Regions from separate parts of the Mus musculus genome. Here region 1 is linked to region 2. A link is a loop called in an ENCODE intact Hi-C map of the cell type or tissue named here. Cell type or tissue: heart. All regions are shown on one strand. Each heading gives the region's core, and the rest is flanking DNA. Links, peaks and the distances in the headings are about the cores only. Region 1 overlaps Syn3 (synapsin III). Region 2 overlaps Syn3 (synapsin III).

Region 1 (5,376 bases), core at 197-5,196, 92 kb before region 2:
TAAAGTCACAAGATCCAATGAGAATGCCACAGGAGAAATGTAGTGGGGAAAGAGCTGGGAGCCTAGTGCTCCAGGGTTGAATGAAAGGTTGCATTTAAAGATTTGCAGTGGTGGCAGAGGTGAGATGGCTGGCGAGGGGAGAGAGAGTTTCAGTGTGGAGTGACTGGTCGTCAAATGCAATGGCTTGCTTAAATTAAGTAAGAGTTAAAAGTTGGTGGTCCGAACTCATAACGTGGAGACATTGATGGTGAAAACAAATGGAGAGATGGAGAAACAGACGGGGGGGGGGGGACGGACAGAGTTCACATAGTCAGATAGGCACATTTCCCTTTTATAAAATACAAAAACAAAATAAAAATAAAAACAAAACAGATGAGGACTGTTGAGTCATGAAAAGCTTTTCATTTTCAAGTTGGATGTGTTTGGATGATGGAGGTAGTGGTTTGCGATGGTAGTGGTTATGGTAGAGAAATGACGGTGGTTGTGCTAGAAGAAAGTGGATACGGTCCAGGGATTGATGTCCTAGAATCCATGAAACAGGTGCATAAGTTAGGGGTCTCCATAGTAGGAACGTAGCCTCAACAAATGAATGAGTGCGTGTGGCCGGGATACTGCCCGTGGGTGGATGCGGAGGTGGGGGCTCTGCAAGTCTTCATCTGACTGCTCTGACTGCTTCATCGAAATGAAGTGGAACCAAGTCTTACCTCTGAGAATGGAGAAGAGGATGAGCCAGGAGCAGGAGAAGAAAAGTATCGTCATGCCTAGAAGATTGGGAGGAGGAGGAAGCCAAGCAAGTACACTGTGATGGTGGCATAGTCCTGAGTCCTGCATGTTTTTCTCTAGCCACGGTTCCTTCTAGTGCAGGTGTGATATATTTAGGTGGCTTTTGCACTTGATGGACAACATATAATGAAAGGGAGTTGATGTTTGTAGGGGAAAGAGAAGATTGGCTTTGCATAGGTGTTAGGAATGACTACAGGAGAGTAATATGACATGGTCATTAGCATTTGTATATGTGCATACACACACACACACACACACATATTGCCTTTGACTAATTTTGACTTGGCAAGAAAGAGGAGCTATAGGAATAGTCACAAGGACAAAACGAAGAAGGGAGTGAAAAGGGAGAGACAAACAAAATGGCCTGACATATCCAAGTGTCAATTGGAACTGAGTTCATAAAATACATGTTGTATTTTTGCTTGTCTGTTTGGTTACTTGCTTTGGCTTGGGGTTGTTTTTAGACAAGGTCTCACTATGCAGCCCTGGCTGCCTCTAGAACTTGCTATTTAGACCAGCTTGGCCTCAAATACGGCAATCCTCCCACACTTTCTTCTCGAATGCTTGAATTATACATGTGCAACTGTGTCCATCTATAATGCATGTGTTTTAGAATTAATCTATTTAATTTTGCAAACCAACAGTATATCAAGAACATACACAATCGCCTGCGATTCTTTCCCTGCAATCCACTGCCACACAACTGGAATAAACCTGGGAAACTGGATACAAAGCGATGCTTTGTTTTCTGTCTCTGTCTCTGTGTGTGCTTCTCCATCGCTGTCTCTCTCTGTTTCTCTCTCAGTCTCTCTCTCTTTCTCTCTCTGAGTGTGTGTGTGTGTGTGTATGCCTGTGACTGTTTCTCTCTGTATCGCTGATTTGTTTCTGTCTCTCTGTGTGCATGTGTCTTTGATTTTCAGCTAGAGAGACAACTAAGCCTATCATTTGAATCTCAGACTAACTCAGCACAGGAATTCTGCACCTTTGGGAACTTTATGAGATATCCTTGCCTACAGACAGTCATGGGTGTGAATTTCCAAGAAGAAAATAGATATCAGAATTTTGGCTTTTCCTTTACATTGGGAATCTGAATCTACTTTACCAAGCACTAGTTTCCTCATCACAGGAACGCTGGGAACACCATCAGACTTACTCAGCAGGCCATTGTGGAGTGCCTGCCATGTACCAGGTACAAGTTTGAGTGCTATGGACATCTTGGTAAACACAACTAAGATGATTATTCATGATTATCAATGAACTTATTGAGAGTTACCTAGGAGATTGGTGAAGCCCACCTCTAGCTGTACTTAGGAGGGCCTTTCCAGAGAGGATTAGTCCGCACCATCCCATTGGCTGTGGGCTTGAGTAGAGGAACAAGAAGGAGCCCCCTTTGGTTCGGACACTCTTACTTCCTGGCCACCTGATGTGAGATGCTCTGTTCTGTCAGGCTGTCTATTGTGATGTACTGAACCCATTGAAATAGGGAAAGAAAATGAATATTTTTCCCTTCTAAGTTGTTTTTCTTGGGTATTTTGCGATAACAATGAAGAAAACACCATAAAACCTCCCATGTTTCTTTTCTGGAAGTTTCCACTGTGGGTGGCAGTTAGTAGCGCAGGAAGACAAGCTGAGAGACTAGTGCTGTGGCCACGAGAAGTACACACAGACCCTTGCCCTCTGAGAGACTACGGCCTCTCCCACATCATACCTCTCCTTCCCGTCTTTCCAGAGTGTCCGTATCCCACTCATACCCCAAATGGTTGACAGAACTACGACTGTGAAAATCGCTCCCCATCTTCATATCCTAGAGGTATAACAACCTCATTTTCACCAAAACTCCCTAAAAATTGAGCTGCCCCATCTCAGTGGGGAGCTGCGGGAGGAAGCCTAATACTTGTAGACTCTTAGGTGTCTAGGACCAGAGTCTTGAGGAAGGGATTGCTCTCCATGGCTTCCCAGTCTCGCTTTGGCACCTCTATTATCGCCCAGGCTCTGCTCCCCATCTGAGACAGGAATTCAGCCCCGTGAAAGCGTAAGCTCCCACAATGCCCATCCAGATTCTGCTACATAGCCTCCCAAGCTCCCCTATCCTCCTGCTTATCCAGGAAGCTTCCCTTGAGAGTCAGGCCCGAGTCTCCCCTCACGTGTTCAACTCTCCCAAGAGAGCTTCCAGCGCGTGCGTGCACCGTCCTCACCATGTGACCATCCTCCTCTGTCACCCTCTTCCCTGGACTGGCCTGTCATTTTCTCATTATCATCGCCATCCCAGACCCAAACTTGTCCTCGGCTTTCCTGTTTCCAATTAAACTTTGTCCTATCAGGAATCCTAGGCCACATTGTTCTGCGGTTACCAGAGAGGAAAATGACAGCATGTGAAGGAAATTCTCACTGCTCGACCTCACAGACTTGGCCAGAGATAGCCTGGTGGGGGCGGGGGACCAAAGCTGGGGGAGACCCCAGGGCAGATGTGGTGGGCCAGCGAGGTTTGCAGCGGCTGTGGTGCAGGGTGTATTTTCCCTCCTCGTCTTTCTTTTCACAGCTGCTGTTCCTTGGAGACCCCAACATTCTCGTTCCCAGGGCTAATTTTAATTTCTTGGGACTGGCTTGTTCTGAGTGACCCTTACCCCTGCCTTTCCCCTTGGCTCCATGTGTTTATTCCTGCCCTCTGGCTCACACAGCCCTCATGCACTCACAACGCACACTCACACCCTAGCTCATGTGACTTCTTAAGCACAGAATAAAATAACTAATTCAGGACAAGTTACCAGGAAGCAGGAAACTAAATAGCAGGGGGAGCGGGGTCCCTGAAGGAAGGACAAAAGAGGGTCGGGGTGGAGACCAACTTCCTGCTTACCGAGTAAGGGCATGGTGTTTACAGCATTAGATGTGAGCTCAAGATCTTCCTGAGATTTTCAAGAAAGGGGAAAGACTATGAGGAAGGAGAGGTGAAAAAGTAAGGCTAAGGCACACAGGAAAATGTCTCCCATTGCTTTCTGACCCCACCATTTGCACAGCACCTGAGCATCTCTATTCAGATCCTCATGGATCTCTGAGTTTTACAGATGAAGACAGCAATTCCATAGTAGCAACACCAGGATGTAGAGCTGTATGGTGACTGTCCCTCTTGGGAGTATTTCAGTGGATATCAATTTAGACCCTAAGCCCGGATGCAAGCTCATCCTCTTGACTTAGAGCCAGATTTATTTTAGGCCACTAGGCTACCTTTTGCCATTTTCCTATCCAGTTCTTAAGAAACCTGTAGCATTTGGCTATTGGGAGCTGCCCTCTGACCCCACCCAAGCTGGTTTCCTCAGAGATTTCTTTGCTTCTTTGCAAAGGAAGAAATAAGAGGGATGTCCAAGAGCTATTAACTGTACGTGTCCAGTTCTCGTCAGAGGACCTGTTACAGAGAAGCAGAATTCCTGTTCCATGCTGGATCCCCCTCTCTGCTAGTTCTTCAGGAAAGCTGATTAGCAACTGCAGCTTCTCCCTCCAGTTTTAGAGGCACCCAGACCCCTGTATGGACATCAGTACTGTTCCTCTGTCTCCATGCTTTGTCCTACTTCCAAAGATGCTTATTCATCGCCTGCTATTTCTCTCTATTCATTGATCATCTATGTCAACTTTCTTGTCCTCATTTTTAGATCTGAACTTTCTTTACCCAAGGTAGTAAAGACCCTAAAACTTCCCATTGGCTTCCTGTGGATCTATTACAGTTCAGATCACTGCCAATAATCTCTGGAGTACTCTGAGTCCCCAATGCTACATACATACGAGTCATGTAGACAGACTATCTGGATTTGAAGCCTGGCTCTGCCTCAGTTTCCAAGTCAGTAAATGGGAATGCCCTCGTTTGCTTTTTGTTACTGTGAAAGTCATCATAACATAAACAACTTAAAGGAAGAAAAGAAACAACTTATTTGTCTGTGCGTGGAAGGAAGTCAGAGCAGGGACTCATGGTCTGGAGCAGAAACCAAGGAAGAAATGATGTTTGCTGGTTCTTACTTCCTGGTTCACATTCAGCCTTTTTCATACAGATCAGGCTTACCTGCCTAGGAAGGGATGACACCACCCGTGGTGGGCAGGGTCCTCCCACATCAATTAGCAATCAAGAAAATGCCCCACAGACATGCCAAAAAGCCAATCTGCTGGAGGCAATATTCCAGTTAAGATGTTCTCTTGTGAAGGTTAAATGAATTCCCATGGTGTCTTAGTCAGGGTTTCTATTCCTGCACAAACATTATGACCAAGAAGCAAGTTGGGGAGGAAAGGGTTTATTGGGCTTACACTTCCATGTTGCTGTTCATCACCAAGGAAGTCAGGACTGGAACTCAAGCAGGTCAGGAAGCAGGAGCTGATGCAGAGGCCATGGAGTTTCTTACTGGCTTGCTTCCCCTGGCTTGCTCAGCCTGCTCTCTTATAGAACCAAGACTACCAGCCCAGAGATGGTCCCACCCACAAGGGGCCTATCCCCCTTGATCACTAATTGAGAAAATGCCTTACAGTTGGATCTCATGGAGGCATTTCCTCAACTGAAGCTCCTTTCTCTGTGATAACTCCAGATGTGTCAAGTTGACACAAAACTAGCTAGTA
Region 2 (5,376 bases), core at 284-5,283:
CAGGAAGTATTTTCAGAAGAGAAAGTTCCCCCAAAGGAGGAAGGCCCTCCACACTAGAAATATTCCTCAGTTGGCAAAGTGCTTGCCTTGGAAGCAAGATGACAGGAGTTCAATTCCCAGATCCCACATACAAATCCAAGTGTCATGGTATAAATTTGTAAGCCAGTAATGGTGAGACGGGGCAGTAGAGATAGGTGGATCCCTAGAAGTTAGCTAGTCAGCTAGCTGGGCTTACTTGAAGAAGTTCCTGGCCAGTGAGAGACCTTTCCTCACATAAACTGTGGGAAGTGCCTGAAGAATGACAACCAAGATTGTCCAAAGACCATATGTGTGTGTGCGAGCACACACTCGCACAGAATTGGGGGGAGGGGCAGGGAAGGGGAGGGGGAGAGAGAGATTGGGGGCTCTTCCAATAAGAATGAGCAGATAAAATAAAGCACCATGGTCCAAGCCAGCACAGACTTCTCAGCAAGTGTATAGAGGTGGATTTTGATGCTGATGCTGGAGAAGTGGTGACTGGGATCTGGGATGCAGTTCTATCAGCCACTTGGCAGTAACATAATGCTCCCCGAGAACCAAAAGGGAGCCGCTAGCCCCTTCTAAGGGAACCTATAGCTGGCCTCTACCTCAGCACTTAGTAAGAATTTGTTCCTAGATGTATGGAGAGCATCCTAAGCCAGGGGAATATCCTGAGGCCAATTGACTGTTGTCTTTGGGAAATGGTGAGAAAGTATGGGGCAAGCAGGTGTGCCAAGATGCATCTTGAAAAAGGCTCAGCATCACCTGAGCCTGTTCTGTGTGCCAGGCTCTCTCCTAATGGTGTTATATCTACTTATTTGCTCTTGATGAGAGCCTTTAGAGATAGATTCTTTTTGCTGTCTCCATTTTGCAGATGAAGAAATCAGAGAGTTAAGTAACTTAGTCATGGCACTATGCCATCTCAGGCCCTTCCAGATCTTCAAGATTCCAGCAATTCTATGATGTTTCAAACCCTCACTATACTGAATGTGTGGCTGCTTAGCAACAAACCCAAGTAATCAGCAAGCCTTACGGCAAATGATAAATTCCATTTGTGGTCCCCAAGAAAATGCTGCTGGTGCAGGGGTGTGTCCACATCTGTCCCTCAGAGAAGGTGAGCAGACTACAGAAGAGTTGTAGAAACCTTGGACTGACTGGTACCTCTTGAACCCATGAACTCAGATGTGTGAAGAGAAGGGGCCAAGGACAGAGCACCAGGTAGGAGACAGAAATGCAGGAGATAAGGAATAGAAAGGAAAAACAGAGCGAGGTACTCAGAAGCCAATAGACACCCATGTCACTCAACCGAGACAGCCAATCACGTGAGACAAAAGCAATTTTGTCTGTGCAGGTGCCTCCTCTATGCATGACTTCATACAGAACTATCCTCCCTTCTCTTGAAAATAAGAAAAAAAAATAACAGGCAGTGGGTATAAAACTAGACATAAAGTCTTATTTTTACAACTCATGGGGAAAGAAATCACGCTTTGTCCAAAATGTGATGATTTGAAGTCTAAAATGGCAGTCTCTGCAGCCAGATGCAAAGTGCCTGAGTTGGACATCTGACAGACACTTCCACCCCCTTTTAGGTCTCACTTCACCGGTCAGTAGACAAAAGTAATTGAAGTGGCATGCTCAAACTTCTATCCCAAATCTAAACTTTCTCCTTGACCATTCCTTCTGGAAATTGGAGATATTGGAGTTGACATAATGTGATGAAAATCACGCATATGCACGAGGGTGCACACACACACACACACACACACACACACACACACTAGTACACACGTTCTGTAGGGTGGGTCTCTTTATATCCTAGTCTTCCTCTGTCTTGTTTTCTCTTCCAAGGTGGTGCCCAAGCTATTAATGAGAAGCATGTGCTGGGCTGCCTTGGAATTGATTTACAGCCAAAAGGAGAAAGGCAAAGGCAAAAGCAGGAGGAAGAGGCGGGGGAGGAGGAAGAGGAGGAAGAGGAGGGAGGGGGAGAGAGAGAGAGAGAGAGAGAGAGAGAGAGAGAGAGAGAGAGAGAGAGAGAGAGAGAGGCAGAGGGAGGCAGAGGGAGGCAGAGGGAGGGAGAGAGTGAGAGGGGGGAGAGGGAGAGAAAGAGAGAGAGAGAGAGAGGAGGGAATGAAGGAAAGAAATGAGCGCTTTGGTGTTCTCAGCCCTACACATAATTCCCCTATTGATGTACTATGAATTACAGTGGCTGCCAGGCCACCGTGGTTTCTGAATCATTTCCTTCAAGAGGGACTCTGAGCTTGTCCCTGGGCTGGCTTCAGCTGGACTGGATTGCAAGGAAGTTGGGCCTCTGGGCAGCTATGCTGCCTTTCCTCCCTACCAGAGTTCCAGCAGGAAGGTGGAGGTTCCGGCAGCACAAGAGAGTAAAGATGATAGACAAGCAGACCGAGCCTGATTACCCCAACAGTCAGACTCTAAAACTCAGGCCTCTCCATTATTAGAGATGGGAGTGAAGTAAAACACAAAATAGATAGACACTATGCATTCCTCCGATGGGTTTCAGACTCAGCTGAGCCCAGATTCACTTTCTTTTCTGCCTTGCTACTCTGTGTGATAAAAGTAAGATAAACATCTTTGGGGCAGAGTTGGATGTGAATTCAATGCCAGTCCATCTTTCAGTGGGTCACATTAGGGAACCCTGAGCTGCATCTCTCCCATGCAATTCCCAAGGCTAAGGATGAGGGTATATATGGTCTCGAATTTTCTCACCAGGGCATTGGTGTCCAAGCAAATCTGTTTTAAATTTGTCTATAGAGTAAGTTTCATTCACTCAACAAAGAACTTTAATCCCTTCTCTGGGCAGATCCTGTGTCGGCACCAGTGTTTCCAAGAGGAAATGGATGTGATCCCAGTTGTAAGAGATACAAGCAAGCATATGATGTAAATTGAGCATGGCATATGTTATGAGGAGGTGTTCCAGGAGAATCATAAATGCAGACCTGGGGCTGGGGAGAGTCCAGGGAAGGAAATCCAGAAAGTTCTGTTGCATTGAATGAGGCAACATGTCATGTCATGTCATTTTCCTTTGCCCAGACGTCCCTCCTCCTACACTAACTCCTATGTGCTTTCCCTAAGCTCTTTGTTTTGCTTGAAGATGAGACTCACCACATTAAGTTGTTAAGTGGCAGCTCTCCTCCATGACAACAGAGGGCACTTTCCCAGCAACCTCTGCAGGTTGAGTAAGTTCTGGAGACCGCCACCTGGTGGCCATACTGACCCAGGTCCAGTTGCCTGCTACTGTTCTAGAGATGGGGTGACCTGCAAGCAGTACTAATCAGAACCTGGTAATGGTTTGCCTGCTCATTGGCTTGGAGTTACAGGTAACAGGTAAAAAGAGAAACTTCTAAGAAGCCTTGATCTGCCTTCAACTGGCTGCAGTCTCCCCTTAAGGTGGCTTTGAGAAGCAGCTAGTTTCGAGGAGGTACCACATCTTAATCTTGTCTTAAGATCCCTAACCCCTAATTGCCCTTGCTGTAAGAATCATCATTGAACTGGTGAATGAAGCAGACCCTTATAAGGAAGGTTCTAGAAAGAGCACAGATTTGCTATACTTGCTATATACTTGCTTTAGATGTTGTCTATACTGTCTAGAACAGCTGTTTGTTTATCTGGCTCATCCCTGGTAAGGTGACTTGCCCTGGGTCACCCAGCTCATCACAGAACCAGGACAGGTGGGCATGTCAACTGACTCTCTCTGCATTGCCTGGCAGGGTCAGACAGTGCTTACATAAGGAGCATAGCAAGGCAGCCCAGGAATCAGGCCTTTGCCTGAGGTTACAGGCTGTGAGAGCTTTCTGCTAAGACTCACTGCCCTTCCTACCACTCTCCTTCTCAGACCCTCAGGGGCTCCCTCTTGCTTGCCAGTTGGGATCTGAATATCTTCCCTTCCATTGCTCCATTCCAACTCTTTCCACATAGGCTTCAGCCCTTCTTGCCTTGCCCTCCCACCCCCACCCCTGCCCGGCCAGGACCATATGAATGCCTGCCCTGTGTGAGCTCCCATCCCTAGCCTACCGCTCCTTATTCCCCTGAACTCCCAGAGCCTGCATTTCCTCACCCATAAGAAGAAGATCCCCAAGCTGGGCATGGTGGCGCACGCCTTTGATCCCAGCACTTGGGAGGCAGAGGCAGGCGGATTTCTGAGTTCAAGGCCAGCCTGGTCTACAAAGTGAGTTCCAGGACAGCCAGGGCTATACAGAGAAACCCTGTCTCGAAGAAGAAAAAAAAAGAAAGAAAGAAAAGAAAAGAAAAGAAAAGAAAAGAAAAGAAAAGAAAAGAAAAGAAAAGAAAAGAAAAGAAAAGAGATCCCTAAAGCACAGGCAGACTATGTTGCTGTGAGAATTGATGGAGTTCAGCATGCAAGGCCCTCTGAGCAGCACCCAGCAAGTAAGCTGTTTGCCACGTGTTAGCAGGGATTCCTGTGCTTGTGACCACATGAACCATGTTCCTTTGCTCGTGTCCTATGTCCCCCTTGACTTTCTCCTCAGATGGGACTCATTCTTGAAGATCATTCTTCAAGATCTAGACCTCGTTTCCTTCTTAGCCAATGGAGGAGTATATATCACGCCCCTCTCTCAATGGCACCCTGAATTCCTAGTCCATCAAAGGGAGCAATAGTGACTGCTGGTGGTGGGATGCCTCCAGTTGGCAACTTTACAGTTAGAATGCATAACTTGCAAAAGCCTGGCAAACATGAGAGGTGGGTACTTCGCAACTCTAGAAGAGATATTCACTGCTCAGCTTCTGACTCGCTGGATACATGCCATAGCCTTGGCCAGGCAACCACCCTGTAAGACATGCTCTCCCACTCTACAAACTCACTCTACCTGGGAGTCCCGAGGCTTCCCAGGTGCTGACAGCTCCATTCCTCACCCACTCAGCCACCCAGAGTTCAGGGAAGTCACATCAGCCAGGCCACCCAGAGCCCTTTGTCCCCAGCCTGACCCCTGCTACCCTTATTCCCCCTCTTTCCAAGCTCTCCCCTTATTCTGTCTCCCCAGATCCTCTTTGCAATAAAAATGGAAAGGTCCCTTCTCAGCTCCTACCCCTTTCCTGTTTTTTTTCTCCCTCCTCTTTCACATTTTCTTCACTGTCCCCAAGTCCTTCTCAGGGACTTTAACAAGCAATTCACCTTTTATCTACTCATCAAGCATTGTGAGGACCACGTGCTCACCACAAGGCATTATAGGAGAGTCAAAATACATAAGATACAATCCTGGCACTGGGTGGGGAGGGCAGGGTCTTCTCTGTTCCAGGAAGAAGCCAGATGCTTAAACTGTTCCTCTGAATTCTGCACCACTCTGCCTTGGGCCAGCCTTTGCTGTGTAGTAGTCTCCACTC

What was found. Hi-C counts contacts between places; a loop is a spot of excess contacts. Peaks named below come from ENCODE experiments on the same cell type or tissue, not always from the same donor. Only the 100,000 strongest peaks of a DNase experiment are listed, where the experiment ranks them.
Region 1: it touches region 2 in a loop (2.6-fold over the local background); 5 of 42 quality-filtered maps call a loop at or near these places.

Annotation. Positions count from the first base shown.
Region 1 is chr10:86,271,702-86,277,077 of GRCm38, reverse strand. The region is part of intron 6 of Syn3 (synapsin III); the gene reads left to right. Among named protein-coding and RNA genes, the nearest start is that of Timp3, 26 kb to the left of the region's middle. In heart, for the core only: no CTCF peak of the experiment used is centred there; DNase peaks (open chromatin) are centred at 3,107, 3,457 and 4,037; H3K27ac peaks cover 596 bases.
Region 2 is chr10:86,180,228-86,185,603 of GRCm38, reverse strand. The region is part of intron 6 of Syn3 (synapsin III); the gene reads left to right. Gm35636 (a long non-coding RNA gene) reads right to left here. Exons shown (of 8, transcript XR_003949028.1): 5 at 1-5,376. Among named protein-coding and RNA genes, the nearest start is that of Gm35636, 21 kb to the right of the region's middle. In heart, for the core only: a CTCF peak has its summit at 3,240 (motif pointing left); DNase peaks (open chromatin) are centred at 2,313 and 3,243.